Regions from separate parts of the Mus musculus genome. Here all the other regions are linked to region 1. Evidence: chromatin loops called from intact Hi-C (ENCODE). Cell type or tissue: heart. All regions are shown on one strand. Each heading gives the region's core, and the rest is flanking DNA. Links, peaks and the distances in the headings are about the cores only. Region 1 holds the start of Mrpl4 (mitochondrial ribosomal protein L4). Region 2 overlaps Cdc37 (cell division cycle 37). Region 3 holds the start of Dnmt1 (DNA methyltransferase (cytosine-5) 1). Region 4 holds the start of Mir7081 (microRNA 7081). Region 5 holds the start of Eif3g (eukaryotic translation initiation factor 3, subunit G).

Region 1 (5,869 bases), core at 461-5,460:
AGCAGCGAAACTGATCACCCCTTTTGTCAAGTGGAGAAACCACGGCAAGTTCCTCCCATTGCACCCTGCACTCACCGAGGCGCCGTTGCAAACACGTCGGGGTGCAGCTCCGCCAGGCCGATGCGCTCCTGCTCAAAGCCTCGGAGAGACTCGACCCAGGCTTGCACCGGACGCCGGTGCACTGGGATCCGGAGCTCACACTTGCGCAAAACAGGATCTAGGAGACCTGGCGGGGGGTGACAAATGAGCGGTCAAGGGTCAGGATCAAAGCTCAGTACCTTCTGTGCTATCTCCCCCCACTCTGTGTGTCAAGGTCCCGGTCGTCTCACCAGCGCTATCTCGCGGCTCTGAAATCTCGGCCGGCCGCTCCGCGCCTTCCGCTAGAGAGTGGATGACCTGGAAAATGACAGGCGGGAGTTAGAGGTGCTCTCGGAGGTTCTCAACCTTTGACCTCCGGCCTTGACCTCAGCTCAGTGCCCTACCCGGGAGCCAGAGAGTCGAAGCGAGGCCCGGGAAGCGGCCTGGAACAACCGCAGCATCTCGGAGGACCTCTCGCAGCGCCGAGGTCGCTGCGGTACGGACGCTCGCGGCGGTGGCTGATGACGTCGTATGTGCGCCGGGTACGTCACGAAGGCGATTCCGCCGCCATCAGCGCCAGGTCCCGAAGCCTGAGGCTGTGGATCAGCTCCACTTGACAGCCGGAAGCCCCGACACCGGAGAGCCAGAGCCGGGTGCCGGGAAGCAAACCCCAGAGACGCGGTTCTCTTTTAACCAATGAACCTCAAGTATTGATGGAGGGTCCGCCCATACCTGGGCGGTACCTGGCTAATAAGCGTTTATCTTTTTTATTGAACGTGGATGAGCCTCCTGCTACACTGCGTATTTTGCCTACATTTTTTTCCTGTGTCTTTCTCTCCCTTTACCATTATTGATATGAATTGACTTTTGTCTTTTAGAGTAAGGGTCTCACTCCTGACTCACCCTATGCAGCGCAGGGCGACCTCGAACTCAGAGAGATCCACATGATTCTGATTCCTGAGTACTGAGACTAAAGATGTGTGCTGGGCTGGGCCGTGGTGTTGCATGATTTTAATTCTAGCACTCAGAAGCAACACTGCAATTCGAGGCCAGCCTGGTCTATATAGTACATAGTGACTTCAGAGTGAGACCCTGTCTGGAAATTAAGAAAAAAATTTTAAAGGTGTGTGCCATGTCCATGTCATGTGGCTATTTTTCGCTTTTTCAATATATATGTATTTTAATTTTTTACTTTTAAGAAATATTTTATTTATTTTATACATATAAGTGCTCTGTTTGCATGCCTGAAGAGAGCATCAGATCCCATTATAGGTGGCTATGAGCCACCATGTGGTTGCTGGGAATCGAACTCGGGAAGAGCAGACAGTGCTCTTAACCACAGAGCTATCTCTCCAGCTCCTATTTTAGTTTTCTTAATTTATTTTTGTGTTTGAGTGTGGAAGTAAGAAGACAACTCAAGGGAGTTGCGATTTCCTTTCACTCTGTGGATAGAACTCAGGCCATCCAGTTTGGTGGCAAGCCACCTAACCAGCTGAGCCATCTCAAACGCCATCCTATTCTTTTGTAAACAAGGCTTCTCTGTGTAGCCAAGGATGACCTTGAGTTCAGAGTCTCCCTGTCTGGCTTCCGGAGGTCTGGATTGCTGGTTGTCTGCACCGCTATGCTTACATGACCAGGTGAATCTAATTTTATCTGATCTTCCCTCCCCCTCTCTTTGGTGTGTGAAGGGGTCTGATTTGGCTGGCCTTGAACTCTGTGTAGTCAAGAGTAACCTTGAATTTCTGATTCTTTTTTTTTTTTTTTTTTTTTGAGACAGGGTTTCTCTGTGTAGCCCTGGCTGTCCTGGAACTCACTCTGTAGACCAGGCTGGCTTCGAACTCAGAAATCCGCCTGCCTCTGCCTCCCGAGTGCTGGGATTAAAGGCATGCGCCACCATGCCCGGCTGAATTTCTGATTCTTCTGCCCCCCACCTCAAGAGTCCTGAGATTATATGTATGTGCCACCATGCTGGTTTATTTAGTGCTAAAGATCAAGATGTTTGTGCAGTTTAGGTGCCCTAGCAGCTGAGCCATCTCTCCAGCCCCTATGGGGTTTATTTATTTGTTGAGAGAGAACTCCAGTATGTAATCTTGAAATCCTCCAGCCTCCTCTTTCCAGATGTGTTTGATTCTTTAAATGAAAGTCCTGCCAGAAAGCTTTCAGTATTTCTTAGATTCTCCAGGGCTGGCTATATCCCTCTGAAATCCCTCCTATCAGCCCTGTGTCCCTCCACTCACATCTAATCCAGGATCCTGCCCCCTGTCCTTCTAGGACTCTCCCAGGGCAGAGGGGAAAAAAAAATTACCTCATGAACAGATCCAGATCACCTCACTAAGAACCTCTCCAAAGATAATTGAAAGAGTTTATGGTTTGTCTCTGTTCCACACTTGACCTTCAGGGGGTGCTGAGAGCTTACACCTGGCTCACTGCCATCCACTATGAGGGCTGGACAGAGCTTGGACTCTGGTCTCTGAGCCAACCTCCTTTTCATCACCTGGATAATGGGAAAATTGTGATTCTTTTGTAAATGAGGAGTACAAAGGGTGGAATTCCTGGCTTGAGATGAAAATTCAGTAACCAGCATTATGGATTCTAATACTGAAGGAGCCTTGTGATCAAAGAGACAACAGAAGACCAAGGCAGGCCGGGCATGGTGGTACAAGCCTTTAATCCCAGCACTTAGGAGGCAGAGGCAGACCAAGGCAGGTGGTTCTTAGTGAGTTCAGGCAACCTTGGTCTACATAGTGAGTTCCAGGCTACACAGTGCCATAACTCACTGGTGGAGCAGACCCTGGAGAATGTAATTATTGGGCTAAATGCATATAGTTTTGTTGTTGTTGTTGTTGTCGTCGTCGTCGTCTTTGCATTTGTTATCAGTTTATGTATTTTCAGACATGTATTATGTAGCCCAGCCTAGCTTGGAACTCACTATGTAGCTGAGAATAACCATGAACCCTGATCTTCTGTCTCTGCCTTTCTCGTGCTAACATGACTGTCTTGTGGAACTATGTGCTGTTCGTGTAGTACTGAGGCTGGAGTCCAGGGCCTCCTGCTTGTTAGGCAAACACCCTATCCACTGAGCCCCAGCCTCACTGATATATTTTTGAACATTTCTAGGATATACTATTAGATTTACTAATTAACTATTAAACAGTGGTAGCCAAGTATACATGAGGCCCTTGGTTCTATCTCCAGCACCACAAAGAAAACAAGGATTTATTCTAACCAACAGTGCCTTTTCTATGTGCAGTTGAGAGTGGGCATACATATGCCAAGCTGCAGATGTGGAGGTCAGAAGGTGATGTTGAGTTGTTAGTCCTTTTCTTTCACTAGATAAGTTCCAGGGATCAAGCTCAGGTTGTTAGACTTGGTAGCAAGCACCTTTATCCACTGAGCCGTCTCATTGGCCCAAGAACCTAGTGTTTTGGGGGTTTGTTCTTACTGGTATTTGTTTGTTTATCTTTTTATTCATTCATTCATTTGTGTTGGGGGCACACATGTGGGTATGGAGATCAAAAGACCATTTGTGGGAATTGGTTCTCTCTTTCTCTCTCTCTCTTTCTTTTGTTTTTGTTTTTGTTTTTGGTTTTTTGAGACAGGGTTTCTCTGTATAGCCCTGGTTGTTCTGGAACTCACTTTGTAGACCAGGCTGGCCTCGAACTCTGAAATCCACCTGCCTCTGCTTCCCGAGTGCTGGGATTAAAGGTGTGCACCATCATGCCCGGCTTGGTATCCTAGGTCTTAAAGTCAGATGTGAAGCTTGGCAACAAGCATCTTTACCTGTGGAGTCCTCCTGACAAACCTGAAATCCAAGTCTTTGTAAGTGCAAAAAGTGGGCCTTACTACGTAGCTCTGGCTGGCCAATCTCAAACTCACAGAGATCCACTTGCCTCTTCTTCCTGAGTGCTGGGATTAAAGGCGTGCATCACCATGCCTGTCTGTATTCAGCTTTTATTTTCCTCACCAAAGAGAACATGTGTGTTTCCGTCTGGTCACTTACATTTAATATCGCCTACCATGTATAACAACAGGGCTGAATAACACTCCTTCTTTTCCCTTTCCTTTCAGGCTGTGGTCTGCTGAGAGACCCTTCTGTCTCTGCCTCTCAGGTGCTGGCATCCTTTCTCTAGTCCTTCTATTCTTAGTGTGTGAGTGGGTACGAGGGTGGACAGGAAACCTATGCACAAAGGTCAAAGTGAGTGTCCTGCTCTGTCCTCTCCACCTTAGCTAGTTTGTTTTTGTTTTTTGAGGCAATGTTTCTCTGTCCTGGAACTGCTCTGTAGACCAGGCTGGCCTTGAACTCACATCCTCCAGAGTGCCAGGATTAAAGGCATGCATCACCATTGCCCACTTTTTTTTCTACCTTAGTTTATGAAACCCAGGGTCTCTCAGTGAGTCTAGAGTTCTTGGATTCAGCCAGGCTGGCTGGCCAGTGAATCTGAGGGTCTTGGTTTGGCTTCCAGGTTGACTGGCCAGCTTCCCCAATGTTGGGACTACAAGCATTGCCACTGTGACTGGCCTTAGGGTTTACTATGTAGCCCAGGCTGGCCTCTTTTTTTTTTTTTTTAAGAAGCCATGCAGCATCTTTCCCCCTTTGTTCTATTTATTAAGTATACATCCAGGGGGCTAGAGAGATGGCTCATGGTTAAGAGCACTGACTGCTCTTCCGAAGATTCTGAGTTCAAATTCCAGCAACCACATGGTGGCTCACAACCACTTGTAATGAGATCTGATGCCCTCTTTTGCTGTGTCTGAAGACAGCTACAGTGTACTTAAGATATAATAATAAATAAATATTTTTAAAAAAAAATATACATCCAGTCTGCCTGCATGTATGCTTGCAAGCCAGAAGAGGGCACCAGATCTCATTATAGATGGCTATGAGCCACCATACAGTTAGTAGGAACTGAACTAAGGACTTTTGGAAGAACAGCCAGCTCACTCACACTCTCACACATTCTCTCTCTCTCTCCCTCTCCCTCTCCCTCTCCCTCTCCCTCTCCCTCTCCCTCTCCCTCTCCCTCTCTCTCTCTCTCTCTCTCTCTCTCCCTCTCTCTCTCCCTCTCCCTCTCTCTCTCTCCCTCTCTCTCTCTCTTTCAAGACATGGTTTCTCTGTGTAGCCCTGGCTGTCCTGGAACTCACTCTGTAGACCAGGCTGGCCTCCAACTCAGAAATCTCCCTGCCTCTGCCTCCCAAGAGCTGGGATTAAATGTGTGCACCACCACTGCCTGGCAGCAGCCAGTTCTCTTAGCCTCTGAGCCATCTGTCCAGCCTCCAGGCTGGGGCTCTTGATTATATTGCTCCTGTATTACCCTCTGGCATAACAGAGACTATGGGCCTCTAGAACCACACCCAATGTGCACATTTTCTTTATCCCTTCATCTGTCAAAGGACACCTCAGTTAACTCCACTTATTGGCTGGGATAAATATGAAAGGAACCTGGGAAAAGAGCTCAGTTGGTACAGTGCTTGTGGTTCAGTTGATCTAGTGCATATAACTTAGTTGGTGTAGTGCTTATAGCTCTTTTGACATGGTGCTTATCACTCAGTTGTCACAGTGTTTGTAGTTCAGTTGCTAGAGTGCTTGCCTAGCATGCGTGAAGCTCTGGGTTCAGTGCCCAGCACTGCATTAATTGGGTGTGTTGATACAGACTTGTTAATTCCAGAGGCAGAAGAAAAATGACCAGCCTTGGCTCTACATAGTGAATTACAGGCTAGTTTGATCACATGAGACCCTTTCTCAAAAAAAAAAAAAAAAAAAAAAATCGAGAGCTGAGCTCAGTGAGTAAGG
Region 2 (5,869 bases), core at 227-5,226, 140 kb before region 1:
GCTTCTGCAGTTCTATATTACCAGTCCTGGGTGGAGTGGGTGCTGAGCAGCCTTGAAGGAGGTGCAGGGGACACTGGGCATCATGCTGCTGGCATGGCCTCATCTGCTGTCCTCCCTCTCTCCACAGGATGCCAAGTATCACATGCAGCGTTGCATCGATTCTGGCCTCTGGGTCCCCAACTCCAAGTCTGGTGAGGCCAAGGAGGGGGAGGAGGCGGGCCCCGGGGACCCATTGCTGGAAGCCGTCCCCAAAGCGGGCAACGAGAAAGACGTCAGTGCGTGACCCTTCTCCGGAAAAGGAAACTTAGCCACCATGTCCCTAGCTCCCAACTTCTTCACTTGTGCTGCTCCTCACATCCTGGCCCATGGCCTGCCCCGTGTCCCCTCTCCTCCCACCTGTCCCCAGCGCTCATCAGACTCTCTGCTTCGGGTTGAGGGGCTCTGCTGTCTGCAGCCTCCTACCCCCATCAGCGTTATGCCAAAGTCCTGGGGGCCTGGGGAGGGGCAGCAGTTGCCAGGTTGGTCCACCGGGTTGGGGATACAAATGTCCCCATCTAGGCAAGGTCTGTCCCTATGGGTCTATGGTCACTGTTTTTCTTCTGTCTAGCTTCCTGTCCTGCAACTGGCAACAATGTCCAATAAACAGTTCCAGGTGCTGGAGGCCGCTGGTTCAGTGCTGTTTGAGGCAGAGGGTGAACCTAGGTGGGGAGAACTGGAGTGCTAACAGCCATCCATGCCTTTGCCCTGTCCTCACCCTTCAGAAGTCCTAGGCCTTCTGTGTCTCTCCAACTGTCTGTCTCAGCCTCCCCTAACTCCTCCCTCTGTCTCCCCTCTCCCCCTAGCACTCCATGGAGACAAGAGGACACGAGTTTGAGGGTAACCTGGGCATGAGATATATGTGGCCTTTCACACTAGACTTTGCCTCTGCTAGGGGAACATCTTATTCTAAATTTTTATTTGTGTGTGTGTACGCTCGCACGCCCGAATGTCTTTTTGAGATAGGTTTTGTATGTATCTTTGGCTGTTTGGGAACACACTATATAGACCAGGCTGGCCTCAAACTCAGATATCCACGTGCCACTCACTACCTCTTGAGTGCTGGCATCAAAAGCATGAGCCACTCCTGGCTTAAAATTTAATTTATGTGTATGAGTGTTCTGTACGTGTACATGTAGTGGCTGCAGAGGCCAGAATCTCTTAGAACTGTAGTTCCCAGTGGCCCTCAGTCCACCATGTGGCTACTTGGAGTGAACACAGTGTCCTCTGCAACATTGAGTCTTTTCTCCAGTCCTGGGGAGCAACTTTGAGGATTTCTCCTGTTAGAAAGAATGTAGCCTGGGGCTCTGGCTAGAGTTTAGTGGCAGAGCTTGGCTTAGCGTGGTTTCAGTTCCAGCAATGTTTGTTTTTTGTTTTTTGTTTGTTTTTTTTTTTTAAAGCACATGTATCATTCTGAAGAATGAATGAAACAGAAGGGTCATGTGTTCAAGGCCGGGCTAGGCTGACCAGTGAGTCACTGTCTCGGTGAAAATGAATTAAAGGACTTAGTTTACAGAGTGTTTGCCTAGCATTCAGGAAGCTCTGGCTTCTAGCCCTACCCTGCATAAACTGGGTGTGGTGCCACATCTGCAAATCCCAGGCCCAAAGTTGGATTTAATTCTGGAGTTAAGGGTGGTGGACTGAGAGGATAGCTCTCGATACAGAGGCCTGAGAAGACCTCAGTTTAGATACCAGCACCAAAATGCTGGACATGGCCGTGTGCACTTCCTGTAACCTCGGTGTCTTTGGAGATAAGACCGTGTCCCTGGGGCTTGGTGGCTGCAGGTCTTGTTTCAGATTGAGAGACTGTGAGTAGGAATAACATGAAGCATGATAGAGCAGGCCACTGGGCATCCTCTGGGTCCTACGGTACACAGGCACAGTACACATGCCTAATGCCGATGGCACACACAAAGCACATGGTTGTCCAGTCTGGGCTACGCGTGAGAAAGTAAACTTGCATGACCTGGTGAGATGGCTCAGCCGTGAAAGGCACTAGCCACCAAGCTTGGCAGTTTTAATTCCTACAGCATGCTACCTGCTGTCAGGAGAGAGCCAACTCAGCATACTACAGAAGAGTGTAACCTAAAACATAAAGTTAATAAGCAAATGAACAAACATGCAAAAATGGTGCAGTGAGCTGCATCAGTTGAAATCAGCCAAAGGCAAGATTCTGACCCTTCATCCATCCCCCTTTTAGGGCATTGTCCTCTGGGAACTGCTTCTCACTCAGGACCCAGCTCAGCCTTTGGAAGACAGCAAGCAGCTGATCTCCAAAATCTGAGGCAAGGCTAGTCTACATGGTGACTTGCAGGCCAGCCAGGGCTGCACAGTGAGATCCTATCTCAGGGAACAACAGAATGAAAAAACATTTTAACCAGCCCTAGCTCGGTGCAGTGCACCTCCCAGACATGTTCCTGGGAGCTCTCTGAACCTCTCACCTTTCACACTAGCCGCAGGACTGCCTCACCGGTGTGGTATGACCTGTAGACTACCAGGCACTATGAGCCTTTCCTTCCCTTCTCCCCTGAGACTCCCACAGCACTGGGAAAGGGGACTGGAGCACGCACAGTAGGCCCACAGAAAAGATTTGCAGAATGGCCAGAATGCTCTTGTGTCCAAGTGTCTATCCACCAGAGGGCAGGAGTGAGCCACAAATCTTTACAAGCCCAGTATTCTTTAGTTGAAAGGTAGGTCTGTAACTCAGTTCCAGGTGATCCAAACACATGGGGTGTGTGTGTGTGTGTGTGTGTGTGTGTGTAACTCAGTTCCAGGTGATCCAAACACATGGGGTGTGTGTGTGTGTGTGTGTGTGTGTGTGTGTGTACTTTAAGGTCATGAGCCATGATGTGGTTGCTGGGAATTGAGCTCTTTTGGGATAGCAATCAGTGCTCTTGACCACAGTAATTCCTCCAGCTCGTGATTTTTGAGATTAAGTCTCACTGTAGCACAGGCTACTCTGGAATTTGTGACAGTCAACCTACCTCAGTCTGCCTAGTGCTGTGATGAACATAGGTTGTGAGTTACTTTGACAGTCTGGTTTGGTTATATTTTTAACTCATTGAGTTGTCTCATAGCTGATTACGGAGTACATGTCTATAATCCCAGCACTTGGGAGGCTGAGGCACAAGTATGGACCGAGTTCAGCCTAGGCTATCTTGTCTCAGTGTGCTTTGTTTTGTTTTTTCATAACAAAATAGTTCCACAAATAGGTCTAAAATTTTTATTGATATACTTATTGTGTAGACATTGAAAAGCAGCTGGAGTTTCTGTGTCTACACTCTGTGGGAACTGGAGCTAGAACTAAGTATTGATGTCAGTAATGGTGGCAAGTGTCATTATCCGCTGAGCCATCTCAGCAGCTCATTGTAGAGGGATGCCCATTAGCTGCTTGGGCTGTCAGGAAGTCTCTGGTGGCTTCCTGTCCCCACCCCCCTAGGCTCCTAGACACATTGAACCGGGTCCTCGATTGCAGGGAAATGCAAGCCCTTTGCTTTCATTTTTACCAGCTCAGTTGATGACCCTACATACGGAGAAGTAAAACAGCTACAAAGCTACGTGGGGGTGGGGGTGTCGCAGAAACAGAGTGGCATCTGTGGGCTGTCATCTTTTGCCACCCTATTTCTGTAGTTTTTCCTTTCTCTGCCATGGTTGACACAGTTTCTAGAGAATACTGCTACACACATGTACAGCAGGACATGGAACCTTCTTTGAAAGTCTCCCAGCAAGTCACCTTGCAGTCCTCAGGAGAGAGGGGCCTGACTGTTCCCTGACCTCCCATTCAGAAGACAACAGACTTTGTTTTCAATTCTTTATCTTGGCTTTTCCCAGGTCTGGTGGGAACTTTAGGGAAGCCCTTCCCCCAAAGACCTGCCTTGCTTAGGGGAATCCCCTCATTTCTGAAACCTGTTCCAGCTGTCCTGGGTTTGTCCCTCTTCGTATGGAAAGTCCCCATTGGGGAAACCCCTTGGGTATTCCTGCTGAGTAATGGACAGGTTTAGGGTGCAGAAGTTCTACAAGACCTCTGGGTCAGAAGAACAAACACAGGCCTTCCCAGTAGCCTCAGGTAGCTGGTTTCTCTCTCCACTGTTCAATGTGGGATGTCTGTCCTGCTGTGAATGAACTGGCAGACTTGGGCTGGCACTCATATCTGTACTTCCAACATCTGGAAAGCTGAGACAGCAGAAGGGCTTTGAGTCTGAGGTCAGCCCAGGCTAAAGTGAACTCCACAGACCCTGCCCATCTTTCAAAAGAATATGAAAACAAAACCAAACAGAAACAGGGGGGAGGGGGAGGGGGAGGGGGAGAAGCCCAGTCAGCCCAGAAGAGCTCAGTCTGCAAAGAACTGTAAAGGAAGTGAGGTTTGAGCCTCGGAACCTACACAAAAGCAGAAGGGTGCTGCATGCTCATTAGCCCGGTAGCCATTGGAGCCTGCGGCCATCTTGCCTATCCAAATGGGATGTTACAGGCCAATGAGACCTTGTCTCGGACAAAACCAAACCAAGGTGGATGGCAGTTAAGGAATGACAGTTAAGGTTTTTCCCCTGGCCTCCACAACTGTGTACATGTATGTGCCTAAATGTCACACACAAATAAAACAGAATAAACCAGAGGCAGGTAGATTTCTATTTGAGGCCAGGCTGGTCTACCAAATGAGTTCCAGAATAGCCAGAGCTCCAGAGAGAAACCCTGTCTTGAAAAACCAAAAATAGAAAAAGCCAAGCCTTGGGACCTTTGGAGAATGCCAAACTCTGGCTACCCCGGCTCGTGACTCAGCATCCCCTGGGGGGGAAAGAGCTGTTGTTTATTATTACTGTGATTATTAGGGCCATTATTGTTATGAGTCACCCAGTTTGAAGTGCTGGGTACAGGATCCAGGCCCTCTATTTCAGCTTCCGAACTCCAGAGGGACTCCACCCATCTGAGCCGGCTCTTGAATTTGGCACAGTCCTCTTCCTGCTATTGAACTCTTGTGGCCTGGGCAGTGGCAGAGGAGACTGTTTTAGTTATTTTCATTGCGGTGAAGAGACACCATGACCAAGGCAATTTATAAAAGAACACATTTATTTGGGGATCAGAATTGCAGAGAATTAGAGTCCTTTATCATGGTGGGGAGCATGGCAGCAGGCAGGCACGCGAATGGAGAAGTAGATGAGATGACACCCTGAACCACAAGCAGGAGGCATAGAAAAGAGAACTGGGAATACCTTGGCCCTTTGAAGTCTCAAACCCATCCACCCTCAGTGACAACACCTCCAACAAGGGCACATCTCCTGACCCTTTCCAAACAGATATGCCAAGTGGAAACCAAGATTCAAATATATGAGTCTGTGGGGCCCACTCATTCGAGCCACCACAGAGTGTCAGCAGGGAAAGACAGCTGGCCCTTTGAAAGCAGAGAGAGAGCAGCCTGGCCTCCAGCTCAGACCACTCGGTGTCTGCCCACTGGGCATGTGCCCTCCCTGGTGGGTCTCACATTCTAGACCAGTGAAGATGGAAGTACAGAACCTCAAAGAGCTGAGTGATGTGCTCATCCAGTATAGACAGTGCCCCAGGTCCCATCCCAGCACACACACACACACACACACACACACACACACACACACGCACCACGCACCACGCACGCACGCACGCATGCACACATGCGCCCTGGCCAGAGTGGAGGGAAGAGGATTGGGCTCAGGGTCGTCCTATATAGAGACGCAAACTGAGCTACATAAGAGCCTGTCTCAGAAAAGAAAAGAAAAGAAAAGAAGAGGAAAGAAAAGAAAAGCTGGGTGGCGGTATACGCCTTTGATCCCAGCATTCAGGACACAAAAGAGTTTGAGGCCAT
Region 3 (5,869 bases), core at 463-5,462, 48 kb after region 1:
ATATATATATATATATATATATATATATATATATATATATTTAAATCTGGTGTAGGAAGGTTCCTAACATGTACTGTGGTGCATGTGTGGAAGTCAGGACAGCTTGGAGACGGTCCTCTCCTTCCCCCTCCGCCATGCAGCTCAGGACATCAGGATGGGGTGGCAGCTTGGCCATCCTGCCAGCCCAGATTCCACACTTTTCATTCTCCTCTAGGCAGGAGTTGCTAATGAAGCAGCTGTCCCTGGAAGCTGGCTGGGAATCTGGCTGGTGAGGGCCAGGTTCAATGTTAGCATCCCTAGTATGCATGGGCCTCACTCCCAGGACCCTGCTCCTTGACTGGAAGCAACTGAACAAGAAACCTGCCCATCTGTGCCCTTCCTTTCTTTCCAAAGTGGTTTCTGGGTGGCAGGGCTAGGTTCTGGCTGATTGAAGGCTTCCCTCTGAGATTACTGGTTACCCTACTCTGCCCTTCTATCTTTCCTCCTTTTCCCAGTGGTGTCCCTGTGGCCTATGATAGGCTGAGCATCTTGTCAAACCTACAATCCGAAATTGCCCATTGCACTTGAGGAGGCACTGAAGTAGATATATATTCCTGGTCCCTGGAGTCTGTCTCTGTCTCTGTGTCTGTCTGTCTCTCTGTGTCTGTCTGTCTCTCTGTGTCTGTCTGTCTCTCTGTGTCTGTCTGTCTCTCTGTGTCTGTCTGTCTCTGTCTCTCTCGTACTGCTTGCTCTCTTTGGGTCTATTTCCCTCTGTATCTGTTTGTCTGACTCTTTTTTTTGTTTGTTTTTGTTTTTCGAGACAGGGTTTCTCTGTGTAGCCCTGGCTGTCCTGGAACTCACTCTGTAGACCAGGCTGGCCTTGAACTCAGAAATCCGCCTGCCGCTGCCTCCCAAGTGCTAGGATTAAAGGTGTGCACCACTACCGCTGGGCTCTTCTCTCCTTTCTTCTCCCTGTCTTTCTCTGTCTGTGTCTCTGTCTGTCTGTCTATCTGTCTGTCTGTCTGTCTCTCCTTTAGACAAGGTCCTGAATCTCACTATGTAATGAGGCTGGCTCCAATCTCCCAATCTTCCTGCATTAGATGCTAAGTGCTAGAATAGATGTCTTTTATCATGCCTGCCTCAGGATTTTTTTTTTTTTTTTATTTTATGTATATGAGTACACTGTTGCTGTCTTCAGAGACACCAGAAGAGGGCATCAAATCCCCATTACAGATGGTTGTGAGCCACCATGTGGTTGCTGGGAATTGAACTCAGGACCTCTGGAAGAGCAGTCAGTGCTCTTAACTACTGAGCCATCTCTCCATCCCCAGTGCCTCAGGATTTTTAAAGTTAGGTTTGTTGGGAAAAGTTCTTTAACAATTTCACATTTGTGTACATGTGCGTGGGTATGTGATGTCAACTTACACACATGGTCAGAGGGAGACTACTTCTGGCTCAGTTCTCTCAGCTGTCTTTCTGGTCCTCGGTCATTCTTTTATTCATCTGGTGCTAGGGATGACTCCCAAGGCTTCTGCTGTGAGGTTAATATTCTGCTGTTGAACTGTATATTCTAAATCCTTCCATACCATGTGGAAGGTAAATAGAAAATATCATTTCTCTGCGATCTGCTTTTTTTTTTTTTATTAAACCCAGATGGCAGAAGTGGTTCCTGGCCTTACCACTATACTACTTCATTGGTATATTGGTCCAGTTCACTTCTGAATTATCTTTTTAAGGAGGTGATTTCAGCTCTGATAGATGAAGCCACTGAGGAAGAGTCCAGATGGTGTGCTCATGGTCGTTTTAGAGGACAAGGGGGTGAAGATGGGGTTAGACGGGAGGCCTTTTGTTTAAGGGTTCATGTATTTCTTACCAAAATGGTAACAAAAGATGAGCAGAAGGGGAGGGGGATAGAGTTATGCCTATAGTTTCTCCTTCTGAAGATGTAAGTTCCAGAAATATGGATCATGGACATATAGTTAGACACTACAGAACCACACATTTCATCTTCCAGTGAAGATGGTAGTTACAGTGGGGCATACCCATAAATCCATCACTCAAGACCAGAGAGAGGCAGGAGGTCTGAACTTTAAGATCAACCATATTATCTATTGTATAGATAGTAAAGTCAAGCCTATCTTGGGTTAAAAAATTGTTGGTGCATTTAAGAGCAGTGTCCACAGCGGCCTTCCCCTGGAAGTGGAGTTACAGGGCTTCGAGTGGCTGGATGTGGGTGGGTGCTCTCCAGGGAGGAAGCTAGCCACTGCGCAGACAAGCCCACTTTTGTTTGTTTTGTTTTGAGACTGGCTTTCTCTGTGTGGCTCTGGCTGTCCTAGAACTCCACTGTATAGACTTGGCTGACCTCAAACTGAGATCTGCCTGCCTCTGCCTCCTTAGTGTAAGGGACTGCAGGCATGCGCCACCACCGCCTACCTTTTTCCTTTTTCAAGAAGATTTTGTTTTTAGACCAGGCTCAATACACAGAGATCCTCTGGCTTTTGCATTCTGAGTGCTGGAATCAAATGCATGCATGCCACAGCCTCTGCCAGACTCAAAAGATTTTTTTTTTTTTAAAGTTGTGTTTGTGCATGTGAGTGCAATGCCCATAGAGGCCAGAAGAGGCTGTAGGACCCCCTGGAAGTGGAATTACAGGGGCTTGGAGCGGCTGGATGCGGGTGCTGGCAAGCAAACCAGAGTCATCCTCTGCAAGAGCAGCACTACCTGCTCTCAAGTGCCGAGCCACCTCTTCAGGCAAGGGGGAGGTGGGTGGCGCCAGTCGCAGCACGGACGAGCCCACTATAGCCAGGAGGTGTGGGTGCCTCCGTTGCGCGCATGCGCACTCCCTTCGGGCATAGCATGGTCTTCCCCCACTCTCTTGCCCTGTGTGGTACATGCTGCTTCCGCTTGCGCCGCCCCCTCCCAATTGGTTTCCGCGCGCGCGAAAAAGCCGGGGTCTCGTTCAGAGCTGTTCTGTCGTCTGCAACCTGCAAGATGCCAGCGCGAACAGCTCCAGCCCGAGTGCCTGCGCTTGCCTCCCCGGCAGGCTCGCTCCCGGACCATGTCCGCAGGCGGTAGGTGCCACGCAGGGTGGGGGTGAGGGGCGGGACCGATGCCGAGGCATATATTGGGGGTATCTCCGGGTGGCCCTGCGGCCGCTGACAGCCAGGGCGCGCATGCGCGGGGCAGCGTTTGGCGCGGGCTGTGCTTCCTGTCGCGCGTGCCCTTAGCTGTTGGCGCCAAAATGGGTGGGGGCCGGGGTGCTGGCAAGCCCATTGACTGGGAGCTTGAGGGAGCAAGGGGATCAGCCCTCTGAAATAGAACAAGCTTGGGGACACCCTCAGGGGTTCCCCTCTTTGGTCAGCCAGGCTCCTGGGTGTGCAGGAAGTGCCCCTCTCCCGGCCTGTGGACACCCTGAAGCCCCCACTCCGCTCCAGCCTCCACTTCCGGTGCCCTGCAGATCCCGCCGCGCCCACCCGAGGGTCCCTCCGCCGGTTCCCCTGGCCCTGGTTCAGAAGGGCCCTCCTTCCCAGCCCCGCTGTCAAGTCCTAGGACCTTTTCTCTCTCATCCTGCCGGGCCGGGCCTGGGCAGCTTGAAGCCCTCGTGGGATTTTGTTTTGTTTTCATCCTAACGTAAAGGAGCTCCTGCGATCCTGGAGCTATCAAAGAGACTCTGCCTGGAAAGAGCTGGTGCTGCAGAATGGGCCCTCCACTTTGGCAGTGACATAACTCTGTCCCGAGATCCCAGAGCAATCGAGGAAACCTTTAACTCCATTCAAAGTGTTTATCAGGGGGAAGGAAAGATGAATGGTAGTGAGATGTCTCGGCCCCCGCCCTATTATTTTAGCCCCTGTAAACCAGTTCTTTCGGTCCTGGCGCCATCGAGGAAGCTTTTTACATTGTCCAGTGTTTATTTCGAGGAGTGAGGGATGGCAGGTAAAGTCCCCCATTTCAGTGCATATGAATCCCCCCTCTCCCCCCCCCCTCCCCAAGCAATCAAGGAAGACCTGGGTAATGGGCCCTCCACTAGTACCTTCCACGCCTCCATGAGGACGGCTGTGTGCAAGGATTGGCGGGAACACTGGATCCCGCTTCCTGTTCCAGAAGGGCATCGTCAATCCGTTCATTCCTGAAAGCTTGTCCCGCGCGTCATTGAGCATTAGTCATAGGTGCCCTGCTAGTGCTGGACACATCCCAACCCGATTCTGAGTCTGCTTTTGCTATCCCGGGGGTTAGTTTACTGGGGTGATGCCAGGCCGATTCCCATTTGAGCTTTGGGGGATAAAGTGGGAGAAGCGGCTGAATTCCCCTTGTCAAACACCCCTGCCCCCAGCTCGCCCCCAGGGTTGGACCTGAAGCTCTGTACTGAGCTACACCTTCAGCCCTTTCACTTGTATTGGAGACTGGCCTGGGATTCTCTCTCTCTCTCTCTGCCTGTGTCTTCTCAGTGCTGGGATTACTGACATGTGCCATCATGATGGTTTGGGTTCGTTTTTTGAATGCTTGTTTTTTGATTGTATAGGCATAAAAATCTGAAGCCTTTGTGAGACACCTCAACAGATTTCTTTTTACTACCAAAAAATACATACATAATTAAAGTATTTGGTTTTTTAAAGTTAGACAGTCTGTAACCTGCCTTTCTGTCTTTTGTCTTTCCTGTTCTCGGGTTGGTTGGTTTACCTGTGTATGCTTTGTTTTCATTTCCAGGAAGGGATTCCTGTAGGCCAAGCTAGCCTCCGGCTGGCCGTCTAACCCAGGCTAGCCTTGGTCTTTTGTATCTACCCAAGTGCTGGGATTACAGGAATGTGACACTGTGCCTAGCTTAGCTTTTCTTGATTTAGAAAAACTTACTAGCAAAATATCTACAGTATGAGATTTGAGAGGTACCTGCATTTGGGAGGATAGTCCAGGAGCTGAGTAGGCCTCGAGGTAGCTTCCGTCCATGCTGCTATTCTGTATTTAAATGGCAGTTTGTTTAAATAGAAGTGTGCATAGTTCCTCTGGATATATAAAATATAGTATCTTCAACATTTGGATTGTAAGTCTTTAAGTGTGTATGTGGGTCTATGCTACAGCTTGTGTGGCAGTCAGGACCCCTTGCAGGAACTGGCCTTTCCACAAGATTCTGGGTATGGGAACTCAGACCATCAAGCTTGGTAGCATTCCTCTTATCTCACCAGCCCCAGACTGACAGTTTCTCTGAAATATAGTAAACCTTGTGTCATTCAAAAATCAAATCATGCTTTTTAGTGAGATGTTGTGGCCATGGCCTGTAACATCAGGAGGCAGGAGCAGGAGGGTCACAAGTTAGAATTCAACTAAGGTCTCATTTCAGACATTCACACCTTGCAAGGTGAGGGATTTCTTTTCCTGAGCAGGGGGTGTCCTTTCCATAGCTGAGATTCCTTGGTTGGCATGGGTTTTTCATTTCTTTCAGTTTTTTTAAATTAAAACTTGTTTTCCAGGCACGGTTTCTGTGTAGTTCATCTGGTCTTGATCTTGCCACGCTCGTGCCTCTGGAGTGATGCGTGTTACATGCTTGGCTTGCTTTTAACTTATTTTTTGTTAAACCTGTGTATAAGTGGTGTGTGTGATATACATATATACACATATATATGTACATATACACGAAGGTATGTGTTAGGGGACAGCTTTTTAATTTTCTGTGCATATGCACCACAGTGGCATATAGAGGTCTTCGTGGCAGTTAGGGGTCTTTGTGGTGTTTATTACTCTCTCACCTCTATGTGGATTTGGGATCAAACTGAGGCTTGTCAAGAATGTGTAACAAGTGCCCGTCTCACCAAGCCATGGGTAACTACGTTTATCTGTTTGTCTGTACAGTGTATGGATGGAGTTGGAAAACGCCTTTCTTGAGTCAGTTCTTAGGGGT
Region 4 (5,869 bases), core at 492-5,491, 85 kb after region 1:
AAGCGAGCTTCTTTGTTTATCCACTGAGCCATCCCATCCTCCATGACTTAGTAAATCAAAAGTTGTGGTTGGTTGGTTTGTCTGTTTGTTTATTAAGGGTTGCTAGGGATGGAGCCCAGAGCCTGGTATCTCTTAAGTACACTTTGCACTGCTGACCCACACACCCTTAGTCCCAAGTAATTTTCATAGGAAGTCAGGGAGAGCCGCCACCCAGGTTAAATCTAGTGAGAGCCTTGGATGTGACTATCACCTGGGCTCCATCGCTTGCTTTCAGATTGAAGAGAATAGAACTTACTATCAGAAGGTGAGCATCGATGAGGAGATGCTAGAGGTGGGCGACTGCGTCTCGGTCATTCCAGATGATTCCTCCAAACCACTCTATCTAGCCAGGTATGCATGCCTGCCTTTTCTCTTGAACACCTCAAGTCCAACTTTGTCAGAACAGACCCCAGGTTCTGCTGGTTACATGAGACATTTCTTCCCCGTCCTGTCTTATGACTGCAGGGTCACAGCTCTGTGGGAAGACAAAAATGGTCAGATGATGTTCCATGCGCACTGGTTCTGCGCTGGGACAGACACAGTCCTGGGAGCCACCTCCGACCCCCTGGAACTGTTCCTGGTGGGCGAGTGCGAAAACATGCAGCTTTCCTACATCCACAGCAAGGTCAAGGTCATCTACAAAGCCCCTTCTGAAAACTGGGCCATGGAGGTGAGTTCCTCCTTTCGTCCCTATGTTCTGTCCCACCGTTAGAGCCGAGGCTGACACGAGTCTGTCTCCATAGGGAGGCACAGACCCTGAGACCACACTGCCTGGGGCTGAGGATGGCAAGACTTACTTCTTCCAGCTCTGGTACAACCAGGAGTACGCAAGGTTTGAATCCCCACCCAAGACCCAGCCGACCGAGGACAACAAGCACAAGTGAGTGTGGGAGCCAATAGCAGGCCTCCCCGTGCCCACCCTGCTCTGTGGCGTCAAGAAAGTTTTACTTCCCAGTTGTGCTCTTTGCTGACCAAAGAGGCCTAACATATGGAAATGTTTAAAATGTATGGACCGGTTGGAGGTTACCTTGAGCAAGGTGTGGCCTTCTGTTTAAAAATCCTCATTTGTGGTGCTGCGTTGTAGCCCTGGGCCTTGGACACGCTGGCAGAACACACCTCTGCTGTTCACAGCCTCGGCCTTGTTTCTAGTATTGATTTCTATCTTTGAGCTGTGGTCCCCAAGAGCTGTCTACAAAGTGCAGACATAAAGAAGGGGGGCAATTATCCAGATACCTGCAGATGTTCTTGGGTTTCAGTGGCTGCTCCTGCCACTTCAGAGCCTCGAGCTTTTCTGCTCTTGCCTTGGCTTCTGCAGGTTCTGCCTATCTTGTATCCGGCTGGCTGAGCTGAGACAAAAAGAAATGCCCAAGGTCCTGGAACAAATTGAGGAGGTGGATGGCCGGGTCTACTGCAGTTCCATCACCAAGAATGGTGTTGTCTACCGACTGGGTGACAGTGTGTACCTTCCTCCCGAGGCCTTTACTTTCAAGTGAGTGTCCCATGTCCCATACCAGTCAGCTGGCTTTGTGATATCCCAGCTGATCCTATAAGCCAGTGTTAGACCATCATTCTGGTTTCTAGTGAGAAGCCAATAACCTAATGACTGCATTTCAGTTTCAGAGCTATTAGCTATATTACTATAGCAAAGTACCTGATGTAGCTGAGTTGTAATATGGAAGCCATATTCTGGCTCATTTTGGAAGTTCCAGCACAAGCCTGAGGGTGACAGAGCTCGTGTCATCTGGTTAGGGAGTGAAGGAGAGAAGAGGTTCTGTTGCCACTGTCGCAGCCCCTTGAGGGCAACAGAGGGCGTATCTCCAGGGACATTCCTAGCCTTGTAAATGCTCATGGCTTGCTAATAGTGCAGCCCTGGGGACCTTTAGCACACTGCCTCGGGAGCCTTCTTTCTGCATCTGAGCTGTGAGTGTCGTGAGCCTGGGTGAGACCCACCATGCTGGACAGTCTGTTCCTCCCTCAGCTCAGCCTCTCAGCAGCCGGGAGGCCTCAGGCTTGGGTTTCTCCCTGCAGTCTTTTTCCTGAAGCTGATGGGGTCTTGTCTGCCAGGACTCGAAGCCTGTTGAAGATGCAGTGCTCTACCCACGGTCTGGCAAATGAGATCTTTTACTGTGGACAGGATACCTCAGACTCCACGTGTTGGATGTTGGGACATCATCACCTTCACTCTCCATCCACTTTGTCCTCAACACTAGCAAAAGTTGGAATTGCCGTTTGTGTTTACCAAACTATACCTCAGGATCTAGACTTGAGGACCCATTTTCCTCGTGCCCAGTGGGACCTTAACCCCCAAATTCAGCTTAGTCGTTTGACCCATGGAACTGAGGCATTGGGTGGGGCCTCTGTGCTACTGGTGTTAGGTGTTTTACCAGTCTAGTACTGCTTGTCTTTGGTGCCCTCTATAGGTTGCCCCCTGTAAAGTTCCGTGCCAGGTAGAGGCACAGCATGGAGGTCACACACAGTTCTCAGAGGGGCCTCTGGGACTAGAGCAGACTGTAGAGCCCAGATAAGAAAGTCAAGGCAACTGCTACCCAGAGTGGGCAGCCAGCTTTGTCATAAGTTAGACCAAGTTCAGGCTTTCTCAGGGTCCATCCTTCACCATCACATTTACAGCCTTACATCTGTTCTCCATAGTCCAGGAAGTGAAAGTCGTGTCCAAGCGGAAAGCATCCACACCCACCTGAGCTCTGGGAATTGGGTGGCATGAGATTTTTTTTGCGTTATCTTTCCTTGACGGTACTTGGATGTGACGAGGAATCGGCTCACTCCAACCAATCATCTAGGCTCTAGCCCCAAGCTCAGTTGTACCCTTTACTATTCCTCTCTGCAGCATCAAAGTGGCTAGCCCCGTGAAACGCCCAAAGAAGGATCCTGTGAACGAGACCCTGTACCCTGAGCACTACCGCAAGTATTCTGACTACATCAAGGGGAGCAACCTGGATGCTCCAGAGCCCTATCGCATCGGTCGGATAAAAGAGATCCACTGTGGCAAGAAGAAAGGCAAGGTCAACGAGGCAGACATCAAGCTGAGGCTCTACAAGTTCTACAGGTGGGCGTGGGCTCTGCCTGCCCAGAGGCCTTCCAGGAGGCTCTGCTGGTGGGGGTGGCTGCTTCTGGTTATCCTGAGGGCACGAGTGTGTTTGCAGAGCTGGAGCTTTTCAGGCATTCCTAGTTGTAGACCAGTGGGGAACCTATGTCTGACAAGGACCAAGAGCTGGTGTCAATGACTGTGTCCTGATTTGTCTGGGTCCTCCTTCCCAAACCACAGTCCCTTTCTCTGCTCTTGCATCGCCCTCCCTGAGCCTGCTCTGCACCTTCCTTGCTGGTTCTGGAGTTTGTTTTCCAGTCCTTGGCTTGACTCAACACTCCCCTACACACACACACACACACACACACACTCCCCTACGCACGCACGCACACGCGCGCTCACACACACACACACACACACACACACACACATCTTATACCTTTGTGCATTTGTGGGTGCTTTCTGCTTCTTTGATTGTGAATGGGTGTTAACTGGTTGACAAAGGCAGTTCGATCCCTAGGGTTTGAGGCTAGCTTGGTCTACATAGTGAGTTCAAGGATAGCCAGAGCTACAGAGAAACAAAACAGAACTGGGTTTCATTCTGGAGTTCAGGCTCCCCTAAAACATACTCTGTGGTCCACTCCTGCCTTAATACTATATTGATCCTCCTGCCTCAGCCCTCACTGTCTTTCCCTTGTAAAAATCCTGTAGCTGGAAGTGATGAGGGGCTTCTGTGAAAGAAAACTACCAGGTAGACCAGCCAGCACAGCTGGAACGTGAGACCAGCCAGCACAGCTGGAACCTGAGATCCTTGTCTGTGCATCCCAAGGGTTGGATAGCAGGCACCTGCTACTACACCTGATTTTCCTAGAGTCTTTGTAATAATGGGTGTGGTAAACAAAAGAGCAGGGCACCCAGCATTGATGGGTGGGATGAAGGCAGAGAGTACACCAGTCCCTGGTGGTGCCCAGGAATCCTATTCCTGCTGTGGTATTGGGGCCAAGTAAGGGTTGGTGGCCACCAAGCTGACTGGACTGGGATGTGGTCTTTTCTATGGTGCAGTTTGGTTGAGCATCCTCAAACCAAAATACTGAAAATTCTACAACTGATCTCTTCTTACAGGCTGCCACAGGTGTACTTAATGCTACGTAGAGACCAGAGAGATGGCTCAGTGCTTAAGATTTGATGTTTGTTTTCTAGCACCCAGATAGATGGTGGCCACGGTCATCTGTAACTCCAAATTCCACAGGACCTGCTGCCATTCTCTGCCCTCCGTGGGCATTGTACACACCTGTAGCCATACATACACGGACGGAAATTACCCATTCACACTAAATAAAAATGAATAAATAGTTTTTAAATGCTGCCTGAAGTGACCTGGGTGACGGGGATGGTAGCTGATGTCTGTGATCCTGGTAGTTGAAGTGCTGTGGCAGGAGGATCACTGAGTTGGAGGTCGGCTTGGGCAGCAGAGCAAGACACTCTCAACAAATAAAAGGCCTTGAAGCTGTGGTGTGAGGTGTACAAGACTAATAAGATTCCTGTTCTCAGACTCGGCTCTCAGTTGCTGGTCCAGGCATTTCAGAGGAGGGTGCTCGGCCGGGGATTATAAATCTGTGGTAAAGTAGTATTCCCCTGGTATCCTCCTCACAGGCCTGAGAATACCCACAGGTCCTACAACGGATCCTATCACACTGACATCAACATGCTTTACTGGAGCGACGAGGAAGCTGTGGTGAACTTCAGCGACGTGCAGGGCCGCTGTACCGTGGAGTACGGGGAAGACCTACTTGAGAGCATCCAGGATTATTCACAAGGGGGCCCTGACCGCTTCTACTTCCTCGAGGTGGAGCCAAGCTTCAGGGGCAAATGTGCAGGAGCAGGGTGCCCAAGACAGTGGCTCGGGCTGGGGCAGGGCTCAGTGAGACAGGGCCTTTGTTCAGCAGACGCTAGGCTAATCCTGGGTGTGTCTTTCGACAGGAGAAGCTAAGGAGGCAGCTAATTCATGTGTAGATCTGTTTTTTATTTTGTTTTTTTTTAGTGAATTTTTAAAAAAATTTTTATTTTCATGAGAATTAATTGGTATTTTGCCCACATGATATATGTCTGTGTGATGGCATCAGATCCTTGAAACTGGAGTTCAAGACAATTGTGAGCTACCGTGTGGGTGCTAGGAATTGATCCTGGGTCCTTAGAGAGAGCAGCTGCTACCTCATCTCCCCAGAGCTGTCTGTTTGGTCTTTTGAGATAGGGTCTCACTGTATAGCCCTAGAGTTCTGTATGCAGATTAGGTTGACCTTGAACTGACAGAAATTCTCCTGTCTCCTCCAAGTGCTGGAATTAAGACTTGTACTCACAAGTCTTAATTCCAGCACCTCCCCCACCTCCAATTGAGTCTTAGGTGTGGGATTTTGGCTTTTAAAGGAAAGAGTGCAGCTGGGGATATGGCTTGATCTGTAGAGTTCCTGCCTAGCACACATGAAGCCCTGGGCTGGGTTCCCACACGGCATAAACTGGCCGTGATGCCCAGCGAGCGGGCGGTGGAGGCGGTGTTGGGCATTGACACAGAGAGAGGTAGTGGCTAGCAGGCCAATTGTTAACATGTAAGGTGTTGGGGCTGAGCTGCACATCCTTGCTCACTGCACGTCCGTGCGCACAGGTCTGATTTCAGGTGCTCTGCAAAGTCAACACTCGCTTTTTAAGAGTAGTAATGGAGAATGCAACATTTTATTGTCTTAACAGCATTAAAATTTATCCGAGACTGTTTTTGTAGGCGTCTAATAACCA
Region 5 (5,869 bases), core at 613-5,612, 99 kb after region 1:
TGTTAGCACTCTGTCTAAACTCCATCCCACAGTTACCTGGCAACAGCCAGGTAGGCCTGACCCACTATAAAGGGGGCTACTTGCCCCCTCCTCCCTCTCTTGCTCTCTTGACCTCTTGCTCTTCCCTTCCTGCTCCCGCTCTGTACCCTCCCTCCACATGGTCATGGCCAACCTCTATTCCTCCCTTTCTCTGTCTCCCTCTCTCTGCCTCTACTACCCTCTTAACTCCCCTCCCCATGCCCTGAATAAATTCTATACAGTTGTGTGACTGGTCCCTCAGCGGGAAGAGATGCCTTGACATGGGCCCACTGAGACACCCTCTTCCCCTATACCTCACTGCACCTCCATAGAACATATCCCCCTTCTTTTTATAAACACATCAACTTGTTCTACGTACCCTGAGCAACCTTGAGCAATGCCTACCTACCTCCACTGTCCAGGCCAGGCGTTCTCTCGTTCTCACTTGTTGCACAGGCTGGCCTTGAACTTACTGTCATCTGGCTGCCTTGGCTTCCTGAGTGCTGGGGTCATTGGTGTGAGACTGACCTGAGACAGTTTATGCTAGTTGTTTTGAGACACGTCTCATTTTGTAGCTCAGGCTAGCCCTGAGCTCATTTATGTATCCTAGGCTGTATGCAGGTGTGAGGCACTATTTCCAGCTGCATTATCTGTTTCAAGGGATTCGTCTAGTATATGCCAAAGGGCTGGGCGAAACAGCACTGTGTTTCTTTTAAAGGCAAATACCTAGAAGTGGGTGGAATGCCACAGGATCTGAGAGATCCATCAAATCCCTGGTAAATGCTGCAGAATTACATTGGTTTTGAGATAGTCTTCTGTATGGCCTGGACCGTTCTCAGACTCGTGTAGCTGAGGCTAGTCTCGACCTCCTGCCCCCCCCCCCCCCCTTCTCAAGTACCAAACTAACAACCCTGCCTCTCCACCCCCACCACACATTCACACCCAGCCTCTAGAGGAGTGAAAGGGAGCCAGCATAGAGGCAAAAAACTCAAGCCTCAGATCTGCCTCCTGAGGGGTAGTGCATGGCGCCAGGCTGAAGGGGAGTTTGAGCCACAGTGAAGGGAAAAGCTTCAGTAATGACATGATGCTCGGGGACAGGGCAAGGGCCACAGCAACACCTGCAGCCAAGCTTAATGTGTGAGTTAGATCCCTTGAGCCCAAATGATGGAAGATGAGAACCAATACCTGAAGGTTATTTTCTGATCTCCACTAACCAACCACACAAAGTAAATCATTTTAAAGATTTATTTCTTTATTTTATGTATATGAGTACACACCAGAAGAGGGCATCAGATCCCATTACAGATGGTTGTGAGCCACCATGTGGTTGCTGGGAATTGAACTCAGGGCCTCTGGAAGAGCAGTCAGTGCTCTTAACCACCGAGCCATCTCTCCAGCCCCACAAAATAAATTTTAAAAAAATTTTTTTTTTGAGACAGGGTTTCTCTCTGTAGCCCTGGCTGTCCTAGAATTCACTTTGTAGACCGGGCTGACCTCAAACTCAGAAATCCGCCTGCCTCTGCCTCCCAAATGCTGGGATTAAAAGGTGTGTGCCACCACTGCCCGGCTTAAAAAATGTTTTAAAAACGTGTTTTAAGGGTCAGGCATAGCAGACGCCCCTGATTCCTACACTGTGGAGGCAGAGGAATGTGGATCATCACTGTGAGTTCAAGGCCAGCCTGGTCTACACAGTGATCTCTTGCTTTGTTTTGCTTTTCAACTACTGAAGGACTGAGCATGGTGGCTCATGCCTTAATCCCCAAACTGGAGAAGCAGTTGATCTCTGTGAGTTAGAGGCCAGCCTGGTCTAAATAGCCAGTCCCCAGACAGGCGGGAGATAGACACCGTCTCCAAAAGAAAACAGTCAAAAGCCAACTGTGGGAGCCATGGGTTGCAAGCCTCCTCCGTGCAGTGCTCCTCCATGGCCTCTGCTTCAGGCTTTAAGTTCCTGCCCTGGCTTCGTTCAGCATAGCACTACAAGCTGTAAGATAAAATGAGCCCTTTCCTCCCTAAGTTGCGTTTGGTCATGGTGCTTATCACAGCAAGAAAAATCTGCCTAAGACGGCTTGCCCAGCGTGCACTGGGGCTCAGCATGCACTGGGCTCCACTTGTAACATGAAATAAACCAGCCGGGACAATGTTTGCCTGCCATCCTAGCACTGGGGAGGTGGAAGTAGGAGGAGCAGTAGCTTGAAGTCGTCCTCAGTTGCGTAGCGAGTTTGAGGCCAGCCAGAGCTACACAAGACTGCTCCCCAGAGAAGGAGCAACACTACTTATTTATCTATGGGTTTTCACTGTGCAGTGCAAGCGGCCTCTGGAGGCTCCCGGCTCCTACCCGAGCTGATGACAGGTATCCGCAGCTCCTCCCCTCCACTGCACAGCCTTCTAACTGTCAAGTCTTTGCATACAAATTGCCACCTGTCAAACTACTAGGTTCCAAGGAGAAATCCTATCAGTATTTTAATTTTGTACCTTTAAAAACCACCTGGCCGTTTTTCTTTTCTTTTTCTTTTCTTTTTCATTACAAACAGGATGTTACTGTGTAAGCCAGGCTGGCCTTGATCTTGAGGTGGCACTCCTGCCTCAGCCATGTGTGTGTCCCCAGTGGGTCCTTTCTAAAAGGTAGCTTTGCAGCTGGGGTTCTTTCCTTGGTCCCCAACCTCCTTCCTTCTCACTGTCCTACTCTGCCCTCTAGTGACAACTGCAACAAGTTTTTTTCACAAGAAAACACAGGCACCCCAGGAAACCTTACTTAAAGTGACCGTGTTCTCCAGCCGGGAGGACGGAGACCTGGAACTAACTCTTCAGTCTGTTCTTTGTTTGTTACTTGACTCACGACCCCACTCTATTTCCTCATTCCCAGCTGAGTTCAAACTCTCGGATTTTCTGCCTATGCCTTCCTAGCACTGAAACTGACCATTTTGTTTATTGTGTCCTTAGAGAGAACAACAGTAAAAACCAAATGTAAGTTAGTTAACCAATTTCCTTTTAAGGCCATACCATCCTTAGATGTTGCCTGACCTCCTCTGATTCTATTACATTTTGTGTGTGTGTGTGTGTGTGTGTGTGATTTTTCAAGACAGGGTTTCTCTGTGTAGCCCTGGCTGTCCTGGAACTCACTTTGTAGACCAGGCTGGCCTCAAACTCAGAAATTTGCCTGCCTCTGCCTCCCGAGTGCTGAGATTAAAGGTGTGCACCACCACGCCCGACCCATTACATTTTTATGAAGCGTTGTCCTTCTTAGCCCCGAGGCCTGGCTGGGAGCTGGGAGCAGGGACATTCAGCCTCTGGACTGAATCCTGAAGAGTCTCACAGGATTTCTTCAAGGTCGAAGTCCATCTAGAAAGCAGCTATTCATTCTGATGTTCACCCTAGATCCTCTGATTCTACAGGGGTCCCACTACGATGCAGTGTGTGAGAACAGGCCACAGCATAAGTGTGGGGCTCAGGGTACAACCTGCTAGAGTTAGTCCTCTCCTTCCCTCAGATGGGTCCTAGGGTTGAACTCCAGGCAGCAGGCTTGTGGAGAGTGCCTTCACCCACTGAGCCATCTTGCCAGCTTAAGATACAAGTTCTAAGTGTTAGGAGTATAGGTCAGTATTAGTGTGCCCAACTCCCTGCTTTCCGTTCCCCACCAGCATCCCAAACAGACACATGGACTTGGAGTGGATGTTCCTACGGCAGAGAATCTGATATAACCTCCACTTACTTGACAGGAGCTTAGCACTGGAGAGAGTTTAAGGTGGCAGGAATAGAGCTTGCAACGTTTTTGCAGCTAAGGAGGTACTGGGACCTAGGTAAAATATTAAGGCCTAGATAAAATGTCAAGGCCTAGGTAGCCTACTTGGCTAGCCTACCATTATAAGGAAACTTTCTCATATGTTTCTGCTGTTACTAGGAAACTTTCTAATGCCAAAACTGATTACATATTCTGTTATGCCCTGTGCCCTTGGAAACCAATCATGATAGAAGTTAGTAGAACTTTTTTGAATAGTTACCCATAATAAGCTTTGACCTGAACCAACCACCCAGCAGCACTTACTAGCCATATATAAATTTTTATGGTATTTGTCTGTATAAGCTGTCCCTGGGATGGACTCCAACATAAGAGAGAAATCTCTGGCCTGGAGAGATGGCTCAGTGGTTAAGAGCTCTTCTAGAGGTCCTGAGTTCAATTCCCAGCAACCACATGGTGGCTCACAACCATCTGTAATAGGATTTGATGCCCTCTTCTGGTGTGTCTTCAGACAGCTCAAGTTTATATAAATAAAATAAATAGATGAGAGAGAGAACTGCACCAATATAAGAAACCCTTTGGAATAAGACTTCCATTTTGAGTAATGACTGAGTAAAGTTTAAGTTCCCAAGACCTCCCTGGAAACTGGCATCCTACTTGGCAGAAAGACATGTGCGTGGGTAACTGACAACCTGGTTGGCACATTGAGACATGAATGTTCAACAAGGAAAGTCTCTTGCCACCGTTGAATACCCAACCAATGGGAGCAGGATACGTGTAAGGCAAAACCATGTTCCCAGGTAAACCCCCCATTTCTGAATCCTGATTGGTGATGTGACTTGGCCCAGATGTTTGTGGATTTGAGGCTTAAAAACCCTGCAGGATCTTAAGTCAGGGTCACAGTTCAGGTCCTGAATCTGGACTGTGGCCCTGGTTAACCAGTCCTGACATGTATGCTCAATAAAGTGCCTCTCTCTGACTGAGACTGGGGCTCGTGTGGTCTGTGAGGGGACTCCTGGACCACAGCAGGAGGCTGGCTGCCAAGCCTGAAGGCCTGAGATCAATCCCAAGACCCACATAGTGGAAGGAGAGACTGTCTGCAAAGTGTCCCCTGACCTCCATGTGTGCTATGTATGCACAAGCATGCTGTCTTCAAATAATACAAACGCACAACAAGGTTGTAGGATAAACCCTAGCATGCTACACAGCAAAGGAGGCACAGGAGACCAGGTGGCCTCTTATTCAAAGAAAGGACGTCTTAGCACAGGACAAAAGGGTTTGGTCTGAGTCTGTTTCTTCTTCAACAAACCAGAATCCTGGTATCCTCTAAACGATGTGGGGCGAGGGCATTCTTGATACACGTGCTTTTCAGCCAAGCTTGTTGGCACACAATTATAGCCCCAGCTATTTGTGAATTCCTTGCGTTTAGGAGTTCAGGGGCAAGCCTGGGGAACAAAGCAAGACACCTTTAGTTTTGGAGACAGAGTCGCATGGAGCGCAGGCTAGTCTGGAATCCACGAGGTAGCTGAAAATGGCCTTTAACTCATAATTTTCCAGCTTCCACCTCCAGCACTGCGATTACTGATGGCTGAAAACTAATTCTCCGGGAAGAGGGAGAGAACGAATCAGTTCCGGGTGTGGCGATTTCATGTTCATATTCCCAGCACGGACGAGAGTAAGGTGGAAAGACAGCTATGAATTCAAGGCCACCCTGGGAATACTGCTCGTGAGCCTGTACTTTCAGCCTTTTGGAGTTGAGACAGGATTGTGAGGCTATCCTATCTATAGAGTGAGACACTCACGTCTAGCCCCATTACCCAAAGGGGGAAAAAAAAAGTTTAAAAAGTTCTTTGAAGCTTTTTTTTGGACCCCTTTTCCAGGTTGGATCTCAGCGCTTTGCGGTGCGCGAGAGCCGCGTGTCCACCTTTGTCCGCAGGGAGGCGCTGTGCTCACCGCGGTCTGGCCGCTCTAGGCTGCGGCCGCGGCACCGGAAGCCTCTTCTACTCCGGCTTCCTGTCTTTACCCGGGCTGGGAGCTGCGTGGAGTTAAGACTTCGAGATGCCGACTGGCGACTTTGAGTATGCGTGGGGTGGCGATGGGGTCGCCGGGGAGGCC

The links. Peaks named below come from ENCODE experiments on the same cell type or tissue, not always from the same donor. Only the 100,000 strongest peaks of a DNase experiment are listed, where the experiment ranks them.
Region 2: it touches region 1 in a loop (2.8-fold over the local background); 10 of 42 quality-filtered maps call a loop at or near these places.
Region 3: a loop joins it to region 1, with 2.8 times the contacts of the local background. A loop is called at or near these places in 16 of 42 quality-filtered maps.
Region 4: it touches region 1 in a loop (3-fold over the local background); 33 of 42 quality-filtered maps call a loop at or near these places.
Region 5: a loop joins it to region 1, with 3 times the contacts of the local background. A loop is called at or near these places in 37 of 42 quality-filtered maps.

What each region holds. Positions count from the first base shown.
Region 1 is chr9:20,997,611-21,003,479 of GRCm38, reverse strand. Mrpl4 (mitochondrial ribosomal protein L4) reads right to left here and starts at 743. Exons shown (of 9, transcript NM_023167.2): 1 at 483-743; 2 at 330-396; 3 at 76-226. The coding sequence starts at 539. In heart, for the core only: CTCF peaks have their summits at 2,466 and 4,921 (motif pointing right); a DNase peak (open chromatin) is centred at 609; H3K4me3 peaks cover 761 bases; H3K27ac peaks cover 674 bases.
Region 2 is chr9:21,134,222-21,140,090 of GRCm38, reverse strand. Cdc37 (cell division cycle 37) reads left to right here. Exons shown (of 8, transcript NM_001378796.1): 8 at 128-660. The coding sequence ends at 283. Among named protein-coding and RNA genes, the nearest start is that of Tyk2, 5.9 kb to the right of the region's middle. In heart, for the core only: CTCF peaks have their summits at 2,445, 2,646 (motif pointing right) and 4,943; DNase peaks (open chromatin) are centred at 2,529, 3,460 and 4,980.
Region 3 is chr9:20,949,889-20,955,757 of GRCm38, reverse strand. It overlaps Dnmt1 (DNA methyltransferase (cytosine-5) 1), which reads left to right and starts at 2,779. Exons shown (of 39, transcript NM_001199431.1): 1 at 2,779-3,050. The coding sequence starts at 2,971. In heart, for the core only: a CTCF peak has its summit at 2,596; DNase peaks (open chromatin) are centred at 2,817, 3,167 and 4,127; H3K4me3 peaks cover 2,697 bases; H3K27ac peaks cover 2,319 bases.
Region 4 is chr9:20,912,956-20,918,824 of GRCm38, reverse strand. It overlaps Dnmt1 (DNA methyltransferase (cytosine-5) 1), which reads left to right. Exons shown (of 39, transcript NM_001199431.1): 24 at 275-390; 25 at 505-709; 26 at 783-919; 27 at 1,355-1,528; 28 at 2,885-3,103; 29 at 4,736-4,928. It overlaps Mir7081 (microRNA 7081), which reads left to right and starts at 4,661; the gene lies at 4,661-4,735. In heart, for the core only: a CTCF peak has its summit at 2,461 (motif pointing left); no DNase peak of the experiment used is centred there.
Region 5 is chr9:20,898,507-20,904,375 of GRCm38, reverse strand. It overlaps Eif3g (eukaryotic translation initiation factor 3, subunit G), which reads left to right and starts at 5,786. Exons shown (of 11, transcript NM_016876.3): 1 at 5,786-5,832. The coding sequence starts at 5,813. In heart, for the core only: a CTCF peak has its summit at 2,710 (motif pointing left); a DNase peak (open chromatin) is centred at 2,725; H3K4me3 peaks cover 1,114 bases; H3K27ac peaks cover 1,185 bases.